Linked DNA regions of Homo sapiens: region 2 is linked to region 1. Evidence: chromatin loops called from intact Hi-C (ENCODE). Cell type or tissue: Panc1. All regions are shown on one strand. Links, peaks and the distances in the headings refer to the core of each region. The heading gives the core; the rest is flanking DNA.

Region 1 (8,000 bases), core at 1-8,000:
ACCGGATGAGGCAGACAGCATTAACAGTCAGCCAGCGACAGTCCACTCACTCTGGTGCAGACAGGTGGGCTCCGAGTTAGCCCGAGGCAAACAGCTGGGCCATCAGAGGCTGATTAAGGACACACACGCACTTGCCCTTCCTCCCTTCCTCTTGCTGAGATGTCAGAAGAAACAACAAAAGCAAAACCTGCCCACTGCCACAGGCTGGGAGGAGTGTACAAGCAGAAAAGAACAGATAATAACTTCTGGACAAAATCACCTGATGGGAATCAATTGCTAACAAGTCAAGAGGAGAATATGAATAAATATTTTTTTTTAAAATGTTCAAAGCAAAAAGGAACTGAAACAAAAATTCTGTCAAAGGTATCAGGGCCTCTCCTGTCTCACAGTCAAAGCCAAGGCCTCCACGACTTGGTCCCCAGCTCCTCCCATCATGTCTCTGACCCTCTCTCTGAACCCTGGCTTCCCCATCCACCAATTCTCTCCAGCCACAGCAGCTGAATTTGCTCCTAGGACAGACCTGGATAGCATGTTCCCGCCTCAGGGCAATTGATGGATTTTTTAAAAGATAAAATCATGACACTTGCACAAATATAAAGTGATCGTGTGTCAAAGACTACTTAAGTCATTAATGAAGGAAGGAACCAGGAAAATGTTAAAACCAATTCTGCAGAGCATCCTAAAAGCAGACACATACAAAGACAACCAGGCACACTGATCTGAATCTGTCAACAGGGGAATTGGTCCACCAGCAAAACACATTTGCTTCTCCGTGGACTAGAATCATTGGTTTTGCCATCAGTTTTCTAGAAGTTAGAGTTGAAAACTAGTTTGAAGACCATGACAGGCACAGTCCACTACAGACTCAGATGACCAGGAAGGTGCCTGTGACCATGCCTAGTATTCTGTAGGAACCGAGGTGTCTTTTTTTCTCTTCCCTCACTATTTTTTTTTTTTTTTTGCATTTCGAAGTCTTTCACAAGCCTTCTTGACAGGGCCCCTGCACTGGCTGTTCCTTCTGTCAGGAACACTCTCTCCACTTGATATCACAGGGCCTGTTCCTTTGCAGCCCTCTAGTCTGTCTCCTGGTCTCTCCCTGACCTCTGGCTCAGCCCTCACTATTCCCTTTCCTGCTTCATTTTTCTGGGATCACCTACAATCTGGCCCATGCCTCCCTCCTCTCTTCCCCATCTCTGTTTCTCTGGTGGGTTTGGGTCTGGCTGGATCACTGCTGAATCCTTAGTTCCCAGAACAGTGTGTGATTATGCTGAGGGAGCCTTCACTAAATATTGGTTGAGTGAATGAACAAATTAAAAACAAACAGCAAGAGCGACCATGATGAGACCTGGGAGAGTGAGATGGACAGTTCGGAGGATGACTTTGAAGATGCAAACATAGGTTGGCTGGCTCCACTCACTGCTTTAAAACAAGCTGCTGCTCCCCCTCTTCCCACAACACATGATTTAGAAACAGCCTCCCTCCAGCTCAGGTGTGAATATCTGATTAATACAGAAGCTGTAACAGCACATCCTCAAAACTCCTTCTCTGAGATCTCCAGCAGCAAAATTACCTCTGCTCACCTGGAACTACTACTGTCTTAGTTTGTTTTCTGTTGCTTATAACAGGATGCCTGAAACTGGGTAATTTATAAAGAAAAGAATTCATTTCTTACAGTATGGATGCTGGGAGTCCGAGGTCAAGGAGCTGCATCTGGTGAGGGCTTCTTGCTGGTGGGGACTCTCTGTAGTGCCAAGGTGGTACCAGGCATCGCATGGGGAGGGGCCTGAAGGTGCTGGCTCAGGCCTCTCTTCCTCTTCTTATCAAGTTATCAGTCCCATTCCCATGATATCCTATTGATCCATTAATCCATGAATAGATTAAAGCATTCATGAGGGCAGAGCCCTCATGACCCAGTTGGCCTTCAAAGGTCCCACCTCTCAATACTGTCATATTAGGGGTTAAATTTTAACACAAATTCTGGAGAAGACAGATATTCAAATATTTGTAAAGGACAAATATTCAAACTATAGCAACCACATCACCTTCCAGTGATGCCCTTGGGCCCTCCAAGAGCCTGGCCATGACTGCATTATGAGCCTTTGAGCACCAGCAGGCCAATCTCGGTTAGGCTGAGGGATACCACAATTTCAGGAGCTATTAACCATGACAACACTACATCTCACAGATTCACTCCCTAAGATGCCATTCCATGTGTGCACTGCCATGACTCCATAATAGATACATCGCAGCCCACGTAGAATAGGCACCCCTTGCTGGGATGCAGGCTTGGGCTCTTCTTTAGTCCAGTGAAATTTGCCACCTGCCTGCCTCCTCTGCTCTGGCTGAGAACACCCTCACCCCTAGGACCCTCAAGTCCTAGGACTCTCTCCCTTCCACCCATATTGTTGCTATGCTCCCTACCAGAAGCTGAGATTGGATCTACAATCAAAGCAGGGTGAAAGCAACTAGAACTTGAGTGGATGGCTCATCTGCGCTGTAGCAGACCATGTCGACAATCATCCTCCTGTGCCCAAGGCCCTGACAGCTGCCTACTGCAAGCATCTGCAGCTCTGCACTTGATCCACACATGGGGCAGGCAAGCCAGAGGTGCCAGGGAGCTGACACCCCTGGAAGCAGCTCTCAGCCTATGATGGAAGGCAGCTGGCAGATAAGCATCCCAGTTTCCTCAGAACAAGGCTGAGATGTGCTATACACAGTCTCCCAGAGCTCCCCAGTAGGAATGGGCTCTGTTTGCCCGCAGTATGATTTGCTTTTCAATGCTCACTCCAACGGCTTGCCTGCCCTCCCTATCTCACTCCCCCTCCCCTCATCCTGCTTCCCAGGATCCCTTCCCAAATAAGCTACATGCTCAGGAATCCTTGTCCTGGGTTGGCTCCCCCAGGTTCCCTAAGACGCTTGGCAACAATGATGAGCACAATTATGAGTGCTTACAGGCTTGGCCACACTGCTCTCAAGTGTGTCCTGCATAGAGGTCCCCTCTCCAGCCTCTGCTATCAGCCACAGGGTCAGGAAAATGAGTGAAAGACACAACCCTGCAGATGACAAATGCAGCTTTGCACACTCAATGAAAATGGATGGCTGAAACCCCATGCTGTTCTAAACTTTCAGAGCCAACAAAAACATCTTTAAATATCTTCATCAAAAAAGATTTCCATTATTGCAATAGAATTTTCTGACCGAGCAACTCAGAAACAGAGAAGCCCAGAGAGGGTGAGGCAGTTGCCTGTCTCTGCACGGTGTAGGGGCATCCGCAGAGTTGCGGGATTCAGACTGTCCTTCTGCAAGCGGACTGCTGATCCCAGCAAGGCCTTTAATTCCATCCAAAGGGGAAAATCACGGCAAGCCATCCATAATTGCTACCCACTTTAGGCAAGATGGTGTTCAGAAAACTCCTTGAGCCGCAGGCTTAAAGTAAAGCAAAATAAAGCAACAAAGAAATGACTGGGATCAGCACCAGACAGAGACGCTTTTATTCGTGCCCATCCTCTCCTCAGAGCGACCTGGCCAGCTGGCTGGCAGCAGCATGACTTGTTACCCACCCATCAAGGAAATACAGCAGCCCATTCCACAAATGATGCAGAGATGGCTGTTTTGCAGTGACCCAGCCACTTTAAAGCATGGAAAATGCATTATATCTCAAAAAGCAATAGTGACTCACGTGGGGACTCCAATATCAAACGAGAATAGAGTGAGAAATAGGACAGACATGTTTGGGAGGCTTCAGCTGAGCTACATCAACACTGCTTTCAAAACTGGGGCTTACACAGGATGCATTTAACCCCCTCCTTTAGGAAAAGCCCCTCGACTCCATTCAGACCATAATGAACTAACAGATGAGTCTACTAAGCAGAACATATTATTTTCCACGCCTAGAAGCTGGCAGAAAGCATTAAATTCGGTATCTCTCAAAATCCCCAATAACAGAATATCAGAGGGTTAGGATATTAGTAGTGAAGACTATTTTTGCTATTTCCTGTGTGAATTTTTGGACTCAGTCTCAGTTGAATGTTTTCTAGGTTGCCTACATGATTTCTTTCCTTTGCTTTCTTTCTTCTCTGGCTGTTCTTAGCCGCACTGTATTACACTGATCCATCTTCTTCGCTCCTCCTCCTAATAATTCCTGCACCCTCCCTTCCTCTCTCCATCTTGTCTTTGCATAAATGTGTATCAAGTGCCCTGCTAGGTGCCCCTAAGAGGTAGCAGACCCTAAGTGCCATCGTGGACAGGAATCCTTTTCTACGTGACAGAGAAATGTGTTCTAGACTTGGCAGGGGTGAGGGTGTCAGGGAGGTTTCCCTTGCTAACTGGGAGTTAAGGGGTGGGCATTCCTCGCCCCGCAAGACGCTCATATAAACACTCTGCCTGGAAGCATTGGTGCATCAATGAGCCAAAGGACAAGCAGTAGGGCTGGAGAGTGGACGAGGCTACAGGGTAGGGATAGGCTGGTCAGCACATACCTGGGGGCTGCACAGTGTGTCCAGGCAGGAAGGGGAAGCCAGCCAGCAAGGGGGGGCAGAGATGACAAGATCTGTCTTGTTTAGAAGCTCTCTCCTCCTGCCTGCTTCTCCTCCCACATTGCCAATTTCAGCAGGCACATGGCGGAGCGTGCCTTCCCCTTCACAATGCACGCCTCTTCTGGTCTTTCGGTTTCCTGGGGCTTTACTTTGACCCTTGCAGTTCCACCGCTTTCCTTCCTTAGCTGTGATCACTAGTGTCCCCAGAGCACCCTGTGGCCTCCCTCTTGCCCTAGATAGGGGTGCTGATTTCCCCTTTCTTGACTCCAAGCTGGGCTCCTGCCTACTCTGACCAACAGAATGTGGAGAAGGGCTGTTGCGGGACCCTCACGCTCAGTCCTTAAGAGTCCCAGCAGCCTCTCCTTCCTTCCTGTCAGAGCACTGCTGGCCACCAAGCTGGGGGACACCGAGCCTTGTGGAAAAGGCCCAGAAGGGGTGGGTGCACAGTCCCCAGCTGAATGGCTGAGCTTCCTGCCAGGGCCGGCGTCCCCACCAGCTCAGCCCAGACCTGCCCCGCTGTGGAAGTGTACCCCTCAGCACATCGGCCCAGTGGAGCCCCAGCCCATGGCTGTGCCCAATGCCACGTGAAAGAGACAACCAGCCACATGGGCCTGGACAGCCCACGGCATCATGAGGAATAATCTGAGTTGTTTGCTTTAAGTCACTCAGTTCTGAGGAGTTTGTTCTGTAGCAATAGATAAGTGTCTATGAGTGGTTTAAATATTCTCTGAAATCTATTCATTCCACGTTGGGTTCATGTGGACCTGCGGGCCATATATTTAGCAGTTACTTCAAAATATATTTAGTAGTTACTTCAAAAAGAAAGTCCTACATTCCATGTCTCAGGAAAACAAAAGCAGAAATTGAAGCAGCCTCTACATCCTCCATGATGAAGCCTGGCGGACGTGGTCTATGTCCACCATGGGAAAGAGGAACGAGCAGGATCCTTCAGTAGAGCTCAACAGATGTGTGAGCGATGGGGTTCTGCACCGGCAGCTGGGTCAGGCATGTGGAGGTGGGGATCATTTCTAAGGGCCTGGACCCTGGTAACATTTGTCAGGTAGAGACTGCTCTATCTTTGCTCCTTGAAATTCAATTACAACTTGGAAATTCCTCATTAGCCAGAGCATTTGGAATCATCAAACATTTTACATTTTGGAGTTAAAGATCCTACACATAGGCCATATAAACTGCCTCTTGTAACCGTGTTAATAAGATTCCACCAACATGTTATACATATAATATGGTGGGGTGCTCTCTCTCTCTCTCTCTGTGTGTGTGTGTGTATGTATATGTATGTATGTGTGTGTGTATATGTGTGTGTGTATGTATGTATGTGTATATATATATATATGTATATATATATATATACATATATATATATATATATATATATTTGGAGATAGCATCTCACTCTGTCACCCAGGATGGCAAGCAGTGATATAATCAAAGCTCACTGCTGGGCTCAAGGGATCCTTCTACCTCAGCCTCCTGAGTAGCTGGCACTACAGGTGCAGGTCACCATGCCCAGCTAATTTTGTTGTTGTTGTCGTTATTGTTGTTAGAGATGGGGGTCTCGTACATTGCTCAGGCTGAATGTTATAAAATTTATTCTTGATTTCAAACTTAAAAAATCCGAATTGGAAAATGAAAAACATTGATTATTTTTTTCTAAATTGTTAAATTACCATCTTGTTCTAAAAGCAGGAATCCTCATCATTCTGCCTGTAAACACACAACTGCCTTTACGGAATGTGTGCTCTTTTCCAAGTGCCAGACTAAGTGTGCTACACACATCCACAGAGCGATCCTCCGAACTCTGTGAAGCCGGCACTTTCCCCGTTTTTCAAAGGAGAAATCTGAGACTCAAAGGTTATACAGACTGTAAATATTACAGCTAAAATTAACACGGAGACTTCTTCAACCCTGACCCTTTGCCCTCAAAAAGTCAGATACAATGCCCTCATTATGGACTGAGTTGCATCTCCCTCAAACTCACATGTTGAAATCCTAATACCTGGTGCCTCAGAGTGTGGCTCTATTTGAAGACAGAACCTTTAAAAAGGTAATTAAAGTAAAAGAGGGTCATGAGCATGGGGCCCTACTCTAATTTGACTGCAGTGCTTACAGGAAGAGGAGACTAGGGCACGGACAGAGACAAGCGAAGGTCACGTGAACCCAGTGAGATGGCAGCCATCTACCAGCCAAGGAGAGAGGCTCAGAAGAAGCCAGTCCTGACAACACCTTCATTCAGACTTCTGGCCTCCACAATTGTGACAGGGTAACTTCTATTGTTTAAGGCTCTGAGTCTGTAGCACTTTGTTACAGCAGCCTTGGCAAACTAATACAGCCCCCCAAGAAACAGAAGACCCAAAGTCCAGGCATGGAAAGGCACATGTTTGATCCATTCAACAGGGGACCACTTACTCCTATTTTAGACGTTTTTCAAAGCTCAGTTGTCTGAACTAATTTGAGAAGCAGAAAAGTGGCAGCAAATGAGAAGAGGATACTCTTCTAGAAACGGGCCCAATGATTCAAGTGAAATGTGGCCGGCCCCCAGATGCAAAGACAGAGGCAGAATGAAAAGTCCATACAAGAAATAGCATCGCCCAGCCTTCTGGAAGTAGCCATGTAGGACAACACATTGCTTGTCCAGCGGGATCACCGAGTGACCATGGAGGGCAATTTGGTCACACTGTTCCCTGCATCAGGAAAGCCTGGGCTTCCTTCTTCATGACCAAAGGTAGCGGTCATGATTAGGAAATAACTTTCTTTTCATGATGTTATTTATGAGGTCTGACACCTTATTAGTCAGAAATGTTCTGGGATCCCTTATTTGACTATGCAGTTTAACGAGAAATTTTACTGCTTCTAGAAACTTACCCTGCCTGAATAATTGCCTTTTAGGCATCTGGTCTGCAAGTCAGACTGTCTTGGTTTACCGACGTGTCCCTTATTTCCTGACCTCAGGAGAAAGACTATTAGAAATCAGGTATATACCCTGCAGGGGAAGTTTCTGCATGCAGCTAGAGATGACAGTCCTCACGCTCACCTGCAGCCATCTCTGCCACAGAACTCTCCAATGCACAACAGGGAACATAGACGAGGATGTGGGTCCAAACTGTGGGCTCCAGCAGTGCATCCCATAGGCCAGCACTTCCTGCTGTTGGTCATAACTGCTGCCATTCAGAGAACAAAGGTACTGCCTTATGCAAGAATACTCCATGTGCCAATATGCACAGAAACAACACTAGGCCCCGAGAACATACAACTTCATGGGCGTCTTAAGTAGCAGGCTAGCCAGCGTGTGCACGTGTGCATGCCAAACCAGGGAATGCTGGCTTACAGGGACAGAGCTGCTTCTCAAAGGCCTGGCCGCTCGGAAAGCCGTGTAGGGAGCAGTGGCCCCAGATCATAGATAACATATCCAGCATCTCTGTGAAATATTCAAATATACGTGATAGC
Region 2 (9,423 bases), core at 1-8,000, 86 kb after region 1:
TATTTTGTTATGTCTGATAGAGACTTCGGCTTCATCCAGGATCTCAGGAAAGTCACATTAAATTAGTTACAATTCACCCAGTTTAAATAAATTAAATGACTTTGTTCTGCCGAAGTTACCAAGTCTAAAGGAAGCAGCAGATGAAAGACAAAGGACTTGTCCGATGTTGGTTTTCCTCATAGCCCTACCTCTAATCACAGAGTGACCTTGGGCATGTGACCACACCCTTCTAGGCATGGACTTCTTGACCTCTGAGTTGAGTAGTTACATAATTAAGATGGAGCAGACCTTCAGTGAATCACCAGTGTGGGCAAGCACTTTCTCTCATTTAATCCTCTCAAAACCCTCTGAAGCAGGTATTATTATTCTCATTTAACACATGAGAAAACAGAGCTTAGAAAGGTAAGTGAGTTTGTTCAAGGCCACTCCATGAACATAGCATTGCCTGGCTGGGAAGTTCAATGTGTTCACAGCCAATACCACGGCTAAGGTGAGAGATAAACTTTCTCCCGCCCCCTTCCCATGACCTCTGGCTGCTGACAGCCTTCTTCACATGCATTTCCTAAGGACACTGGAATGTCATTGACACAAAGTGCCAATGTGCTATTTTTGTAATTTTCTAACATGACAAAAGTTATTTTAAATGTTCATGTAGTATAACACTAACTTATGCCTAAACTTCTCCTAAGACTCAGAGCTCCTCATAATAACTTGGTTTCTTAAGAGTCTCTTAAAGAAGAAGTTCCCAGAAGAAAGCCTGCAGCTTCTCCGCGAGTGGTCTCTTCTCCAAAAGGTGCTGCCGCAGCCTTTGCAACCTCAGGAGCCTGTTCTACTGACTTCCTCCTGTTCCTCTACTGAGGGGCTACTACACCATCACCCCCATCCAGGCAATACAGGGTCACCCACTCCAAGAGAGACAGCTGTGGAGCAGACACAAACAGTGTGACAGCCTGGCTGGAGTTGACCCTGGACAAATGGGGGAAGAGGGGGCTACTGTCCCTTTCTCACCCTGTCACACACCACTTGCGGGGTGTGTTAGCTCTGCTGCCTGGTCCTTTTTCATGTGGTTTCTGCATGAAAATGACCATAATCACATATCTAGCTTTAAGGTCTCTTCAAGTTGTTTCCATATTCTTTAGTTGATCACAATGACTGACAGTGTGCATTTTATTAGCCGGAAAGCCAAGGCTCAAGATGCTTAAGAAACTTACCTAACAGCAGCCATCCAGAAACCAACACAGACAGAACCCACCGAAGATCCCAAGTACAAATCCTGAGCTCTTTAAAGCAACTGAGGAACTGCTCCATAAACAGCAACTTTTGCTGCTCTGCAACACATGAGACTGAACCTGCCTTCCCCTACAGCTCTTCTCATGATAACTTTTCCACATCATCACATATACATTCAATATTTTAAAGCATGATTCTGTCTGTAGGAGGAAGAACACATTTGAGGCGAGTGTAGCGTTGGAAAGGAGGCAATGTATGATGGCAATTTTAACTAGGTTAAGTGATATACCATTCATCAACATGATAGTGCGGGTAACTGTTTATTTGTAGGATTATGAAATATCACCTCTTACCTTTTTCCACTTTGCCAGGTAGCTCTTAGCACTATTTCTTTTTTAACCAGTAATTGTGGCTATTCTCTCACCTCTTTCCCATCATGCTCTCCCTCCCAATGAACATTATTATCCCTGTGCCCCACCCTGCCACACTCCAGGGTGCTCCACAATAGAATCCGATACTCCGTATAGACAAGACACCAAACCCACTTATAATGAATTAAACACTTGTGTGAAGTATTTGTATTGTATGGAGAATATACCATGAATATTGAATATCCAAAGCAGCATAGAGGAACAATAGGCAAGTTTACACAGATTGGCTAACTGAAGTGGGCACTAGCAAGGCTGCAAGGCAAGAGACCCACGGAACTGATGGCAGCTGCCTGGAGGGACAGACACATGTATTCCTGACGGGGAACCCTGAGTCCTCGGAGCAGGACTCCCAGTACCTGTCCTCACCAGGAAGGCAAAGCATGCCCATTCCTAAGATGGGGTCACAGTGAAAGTTCACAGCTGGCCCTCTTGCCCTCTGCCTGGATAGATTCGCCAGCTGCAAAGCTCAGGGCCAGGCCCCCACCAAAGAAGTTACATACCATAGGCGGCAGAAAAGTCTAGAAGTGGCTAAATTGACAATGCTGGAATGCAAGTCAACACTTACACCATAAGGGAGATTAAAAAGTGAACTTCACCTGTTCTTGCTACTGAGTCCCAGCTCAGGATGCTTGAGTTTCTAACCTGAGAGAAAGGTGGGACCCAAGTAACCATGCACAGGTGGCCAGGGTGATGGAATAAGCTTTACCAGGTCCCTCCTTGGCTGGAGGGGAAACCGAGAAATGAGACACTCAGGAGAGGGCAGGCTGGGGACAGACTCAGAGCATGGCCCTGCCTAGCTTGGGGCCAACTAGAGTGCCCCAGCCGAGCTCCACCGCCTGGCCGCCCGACGCTGTCTAAAAAGCCCCTCGGAGCCCAGGAAGGGGAGAGGGCAGCCCTGTAGCCAGGCGGGACTCACCACGTCCATGATCTGCAGGAGGCTCAGGGAGAAGTAGACGGTGAGTGGTTGCGAGTCATTGGCCACGGGCCTCTCCAAGGGATTGTAGTTCTTGACCAGCTCCTTGTAAAGCTTCCTCTGGAACTCGCCTTGCAGGGACACTTAAGGAGAGAAGACCCGGGCAGGGGGCTCAGGGCAGGCCGGCGGGGGTACCCCCGACTCCCTCCTGCCGGCGTCCCCCGCCGCCCACCCGGTGCAGCCCAGACAAGCAGCCCCCGCAGCGCCCCCGCTGCCCCTCCCCGGCGGCGGGGAGATCCCAAACCTGGCCCAGGCGCGGGGCGCACAGAGGCGCCCGGGATGTGCCCGGGATCCCACGGAGGAGTGGAGGGCGGGGAGGCAGTGGCTTTACCGTGCAGGAGCGACGCGGCCAGCGCCAGCCAGACGCCTCCCGGCGAGCAGCGCATGTTGAGTCCCGGAGCTGCAGCGAGCCGGCGCGCTCCACGTCTCGGCTGTCGCCCGGGCCTGCGCCTGCGGCCACAGAGGCACCTCGCCGCTCGGCTCGCGCGCCTTTAAGGAGCCGGGCGCGCGCCCCCGCCCCGCCCGCCCCCGCGCGCCTCTCCACGTGACGAGCCCCGCCCCCGCCCCCGTCCCCGCCCCCCCATCCCTCCAGCCCGGGCCAGCGTCTCGGCGGCCACCCAGGGAACTGCAGCCCGAGGTGTGAGCGGGAGGTACTCCCGGCGCTGGGTACGCTCCGGGCACCTCCACCCCCAGTCTCCACCGAGCGGGCTCTCGGCCTCGCGCCTCTGGCCAGGCCAGGGGCTGCCCAAGGCCAGGCTCTACCTCTCCCTTGCGTTCTTTGTCCCCACTCAGCCCGCTCCCGCTCTCAGCCAGAAGCTGCGCTGGGCACTCGGGAGAAAGCCGGGACAATTCTGGGGTCCAGTCTTCCCGGACTCCCTCCTCCACGCCAGCGACCGGGTGGCAGCTATAGGGAACCAGGCTTCGGAAGTCTTGCCAACCAGACAAAACAGACCCGAGGAAGCCCCCCTCCTCCCGCTTTCCGCGAGCCCCGGTTTGCTTTCCGCACCGTTTGCTGGGCGCCAGCAGCCAGACTCTCGGCTGGGATCTGAAGTGCTGGAGGCACCCTGTCGGGGAGGAGAGATGCCGCCAATGTGTGTGATGGGATTCCCAGTGGTTACCCTAATGTATGGCTCATTCTTTTTTAAAGGAGATTAAAAAAGATTGAAAAGTTAACTCCTAACTCTTTGCTGGAAGGACAGCCAGAACTTGGTGTTCTTATCTAGGCTCTTTTGAGCCAGCGCATTGGAAAGAGTAAATGAGGAGAGGCTCTGAGAGGTCCAGGGAGTGCGGAGAGTTCTTGATGTTGAAGAGGGGGCTTGATTTTGGAAAGAGGAAGGGAGGGAGGAAGGCGCCAAGGGGCGGCTTCCAGGGTGGCTGAAGCTCCATCCCATTTGCTCCCTTCTGCTGAGCACAGCAGCGCCCTGCGTCCGCGTAGGGGGCGCTGCCACCTTCTTTCCTGCAGCCCCCGGGCATCCGAGCTCCACCAGAGCAACTCCCGTGGACCACGCAGCGGCAATGCCTGGGTTTCTGAACTGCCGAAAACCACGGGATTCTTTTAAGACTCCAAGAACTAGGGAAAGGCTCACCAAAAGGTGACTGAGCTTGACTGTACCCCAGTAGCAGGAATGGGGGACTGAGCCCAACTATTTGATTTGGAAGAATAACGCAGTATATTGCCCTTGCCATGAAGTGTCTTAAATGTATTACTGTTAATGTACACATGTTTAAACAAAGGGTCAGCATAGGCTTTCATAACTGCGGTAAGAGCCTAGAAGAAGGATTAGCTGTTTTTGGAGAGTGGTTAATAGAAGAGGTGACAGCTGAACTGGATTCACCTCAAAGGATAGCAGTCATTCTGCCAGGAGAAAGGGACGCCAGGGGTCCCTGGAGAGCAGACAGGCGTGCCCTTAGCTTCATCTGGCTCTTGAGTCCCCCTACCACTTCTAGCAGTCCGGACATCACAGAGCAGGCACTTGATGAATTAATTATCTACAGGGGATTAGTTGTTGGTAAAGGGAGAATTAGAAGAAGGGAAATAAAACCCAGTAGCAGAATAGAGAAAGCCCATGAAGCATCAGTGAAAAGATTCTCAGTGGCACATCCCCTGCACTGGTCATGGGACTGTAACAACACTCTTCTACGAGCGCTGAAAGTACCTAAGAGCCCTGTCTTCCCTTCTAGAAGAGCATGAGCCCATGGGGCCAAGGGAATTTATTGATTTTTTCTGGAGTATGGCTATCAGGATCACATTCCTGAAACCAGAACTGCTTCTTTACCGCCATTGCACCCCATAATATCAGAAACCTAGAAATAAACCATTTTCAGGTGAGACAAGCAATTCGTAAATATTTATTTGTCCTCTGTTCTCGCTAGGCACCTGGAGGACCTGCAAGCGCAGTCCACTCACTCAGCTTACAATGTAGGACTGCTGGAAGTTGGAAAATAAACTTCAGTCTCCCCTGTGCCATAGGTAGGTCTGTGAGTTTGGCTGTATTGACTCCCATCTATGGGACTCAGGTTTTTCATTTGTGAAACGAAGAAAAGAGCAGAACATTCTTGGAATAGAGCTGACGGGACTGTATAGGTTCTACACTCACTCCCGTTCCCAAAGCAAAAAAAAAAAAAACAAAAAAAAACAAAAAAAAAACAGCAAATAAAACATAGCAGGATGTGAATACATGCCTGGGCATACCAAAAATATAGATTCTATGGGTAAGAGGGAAATTTTAACACACTCTCAGGAGGTAAGGTGACCTTGGGCTTGGGGCCTATGAGAGGTGGGGAACTGGAACTGAGATATTCACATAAATCCAGAAATTGGTGTAATCTCCTTTCCAGTGTAAAAAAGACCAGGAAACCTCAACCATTAGCCAGGGAAGTGGAAGGAAGCATGTTTTCTGCTTGGGCTCCGGATAGGGGGAAAAAGATAATTACACATTTAAAAACCAAAAAGTGCATTAGGCTTAGGTGTGGAGTCCAAATGTGTATTATATGGTTTAGAATTCAAGAATTCCTCCGGAGGAAGATTTAGTAACTTTACACACATGGGACTCCAAAAAATGCCCCCAAATCGCAATATCCATGAAAATCAGTTCAAAATAAAAAATATAAACCATTCAAGGAAACAAACTCTACATCATCCTAGGCCATCGTCAATTAGGGAAAGTCAGTAGGCAGAGTAAACAGGAAAATGTGTGCCTCACAATTTGAGATAATAGGACACTGAAAAATAAACTATAAAATTTGTGGCCGGGTGCAGTGGCTCACACCTGTAATCCCACCACTTTGGGAGGCTGAGGCAGGTGGATCACCTGAGGTCACGAGTTCGAGACCAACCTGGCCAACGTGGCCAAACCCCGTCTCTACTGAAAATACAAATATTAATCGGGCATGGTGGCAGGCACTTGTAATCCCAGCTACTCGGGAGGCTGAGGCAGGAGAATCGCTTGAACCCGGGAGGCAGAGGTTGTGGTGAGCCCAGATCATGCCATTGCACACTAGCAGGGCAACAGAGCGAGACTCCATCTCAAAATAAATAAATAAATAAAAATAATAAAAATAAATAAAATTTGTACGTTTAAAATGGTAAAGCTAGTTATCATAGTGGGTGATGTCCATTGCAGTGATAATCCTCAATTCTCATTGGCTTACCACAATGAAAGTTTCTTTCTCCCTCACACCACAATCAAAAAGTTCAGATGACTTTGCTGGGTGGCTACCTTCCTCCCCAGGTCTTTCAGATATAAAAGATCCTTTCATTAAATGGAGAGTCAATGTAAGACAAAAGCACTATTCAAAGAATAAATTCTGAGAACTTTTCAATATTTACAAAAGACATCAAACCACAAATTCACTTGGTCATGGATTTGATTACTGCTGAATTTAATTTGTTAGTAGATTTTAAAAGAATTTTCTATGTATATCCATGAAGGATATTGCTCCATCATTTTCATTTCTTGTAATTTTATCATCTAATTTTGGTAGAAGATCTTATGCTTCCTCCTCCTCTACTTTCTGAAATAGTTTGTGCAAGATATAATTTGTTTCTTAAATGTTTGATGAAACTAACTAGTGGAACTATCTGTGTCTGGAGTTTTTGTGGAAAGATTATTTTCTTAACGTTAACCCAATTTTTAATAGATATGTAGTACAATTCAGTTTCTATTTCTTCTTGGGAAAAGCTTACTAAATTGTATTTTTTTTTACAAATGTGTTTATTTCATTTAAGTTATTGCATTTATTGACATAAAGTTGTTTATTATGTGCCTTTATTACCTTATGTATATATATAGGCTATGTGGTGATACCTCCTCTTCATTACTGTTTCAAGGAATTTGTGTTTTCTCCTGTTTGTTCTTGATTACACTTACTAAGGTTTAACGATATTACTAATCTTTTCATGGTACAACTTTTTGCTTTTTCTCAATTTTTTTTTTGAAATTTCAGTGATTTCTATTCTTGTGTTTCTTATTACCTTCTACTTATTTGGGGTTTAATTTGCTCATTTTTTACAAACTTCTTGAAGTGTAAACTGAGGTTGCTGATTTTAGATTCATTTCAAATGTAAGCATTTAAATATGCAAATTTCCATCTAAACACTACTTTAGTTGCCTCCTCCTAATTTTGATATGTTCTATATTCATAACCTCCAGTTCAAAATATTTTCTAACTTCTTTGTGATTTCTTCTTTGACCGATGATTTACTTCAAATTGTGCTTTTCTGTTTCCAAAACAGCACAGTTTTTTCTAGATATATACTATTCTTAGATATTGTCAGTCTCTCAAAATATTTGTTCTAATTACACTCCCAGCACAATGTATGAGTGATCTAGTTGCCTCACATAATTCATCCACTTGTCTTTGACTTAATTTCAGATTTTTTTGGCTTATGGGTAATTTGATCTCAATGTGGCTTTTAATTTGCATTTCCCTGATGACTAAAGAAGTGGAGCAGCTTTTCATGTGTTTATTGTTATTTTGGATATCCTTTGTGAACTGATTTTTCAGGGTTTTTTGTCCATTTTTCTATTGTGTTGTCTGCCTTTTTCTTATTTATTTGTAGGAATTAATTCTTCATTCAGAAGGAGTCCTTTGTCAGACATTGATATTGAACATAATTTTTAGAACTCTGGCTTCATTTAACTTTCTTAATGGTATCTTTTGGTGAATAGATATTCTTAATCTCAGTGTAGTCCAATTTATCAACGCTTCCAATCACAGTTTGCATTTTTTGTGTTGTGCTTTAGATCTCTTTGTCTACCCCAAGGTCGTGAAGGTAACATCCTATGTCTTCCTAGAGTTTTATGGTCTTACCTTTCATGTTGATATTTGTCACCCATCTAGAATTAAATTTTGTGTATGCTATGAAGTATGGTAGGAATAGGGATTCATTGTCTTATATGAATATTAAATTGACTCTATACCACTTAATGAAAAAGTAATCTTTCTTCCTGCATTGCCATGTCACCTTTGTGCATCACATAACAGTGTATATATGTGGGTCCAGTCTATTTGCTTAGACTTGCACCAATATCACACTCTTTTAATGACTATAGCATTATAGTAGCTCTTTATACATGGTAGTGTTAATTTTCCTCCTTTTTAGTATTTCTTCAAGATTGTCTTGAATATTCTTGACCCTTTTCATTTTAATAGAATAAAATAATTTATTTTATATTAACTTTACTGGGATTCTATAGAATTTTTAGATCAACTTGGGAAGGATTGATGTCTTTACTGAGTCCTGTAATATACAAACGTGATGTTTTCTTCCACTTATTTAGATCTTGTTTAATTTCTCACAATAATATTTTGTAGTCTTCAACACAGGTATTTTGGCACACTTTCATAAGAATTATTCATAGACATTGGTGTCTTTTGATGCTATTAAAATGACAGATTTTTTACATTTAATTTTAAAACTGTTGCATGTATAGAAATATACATGATATTTGCATATTGGTCTTTTATCCAGTGAAGTTCTAAACTCTCCTATTGATTATAATGGTTTTTCTGTAGATTATCCGTCCCAATCCTTATTCATCTATTTCTTTTTCTTGGCCTGTTTCACTCACTATGACACTAGCTGGGACCATCAAATTCAATACTGAGTAGAAGTCATAGCATACTGCTTTGTCTCATTTCTGGTCTCAGGCAGAAGGCCTTCAATAATTCACCACTATATTCGTTTCCTAGCACTTCCATAACAAAGTACTGAAAACTCGGTGGCTTAAAACATATAAATGTATTGTCTTACAGTTCTGGAGGCTAGGAGTCTGAAATCATGATGTCAGCATGCCCCTGCTGAGACTCTGGGGAGAACTTTCCTCGTCTCTTCACAGTTTCTGGTGGTGGTTGGCCATCATGGATGTTTGTTGGCTGGCAGCTATGTCTCTCCCATCTCTGCCTTCATCTTCCATTGTTGTTCTCCCTGTGTGTCTGTGTTCAAATTTCCCTCTTCTTATAAGGACACCAGTCATATTGGATTAGGCCCCAACTTAATGTCCTCATCTTAATTTGATTGCATCTGCAAAGACCCTATTTCTAAATAAAGTCACATTCATAGGTATTAGGGGCTAGGATTTCAACATATCTTTTGTTGGAGACATAATTCAACCCACAACAGCCACTAAGTAAAATGTTAGCTATAGTTTTTTGTTGTTCTGTTTTGTTATTTTATTTTTTAGATAAACCTTTTCACAAGGAGGAAATTCCCTTCTATTCCTACTCAGATAACAATCCTTAAAAATCACAAATGAGGGTAGAGTTACATCTTTGTAAAGTGTCTAT

What was found. Hi-C counts contacts between places; a loop is a spot of excess contacts. Peaks named below come from ENCODE experiments on the same cell type or tissue, not always from the same donor. Only the 100,000 strongest peaks of a DNase experiment are listed, where the experiment ranks them.
Region 2: a loop joins it to region 1, with 3 times the contacts of the local background. A loop is called at or near these places in 4 of 110 quality-filtered maps.

Annotation. Positions count from the first base shown.
Region 1 is chr15:32,111,951-32,119,950 of GRCh38, reverse strand. All of the region lies in intron 4 of CHRNA7 (cholinergic receptor nicotinic alpha 7 subunit), which reads right to left. Among named protein-coding and RNA genes, the nearest start is that of CHRNA7, 85 kb to the right of the region's middle. In Panc1, for the core only: no CTCF peak of the experiment used is centred there; no DNase peak of the experiment used is centred there.
Region 2 is chr15:32,024,192-32,033,614 of GRCh38, reverse strand. CHRNA7 (cholinergic receptor nicotinic alpha 7 subunit) reads right to left here and starts at 3,100. Exons shown (of 10, transcript NM_000746.6): 1 at 2,966-3,100; 2 at 2,578-2,717. The coding sequence starts at 3,020. It overlaps LOC124903441, which reads left to right and starts at 3,019. Exons shown (of 3, transcript XM_047433397.1): 1 at 3,019-3,058; 2 at 3,227-3,758; 3 at 5,008-5,081. The coding sequence starts at 3,019. The coding sequence ends at 5,080. RefSeq lists an enhancer at 2,476-3,041. In Panc1, for the core only: CTCF peaks have their summits at 3,073, 3,881 and 4,081; no DNase peak of the experiment used is centred there; H3K4me3 peaks cover 1,302 bases; H3K27me3 peaks cover 1,635 bases.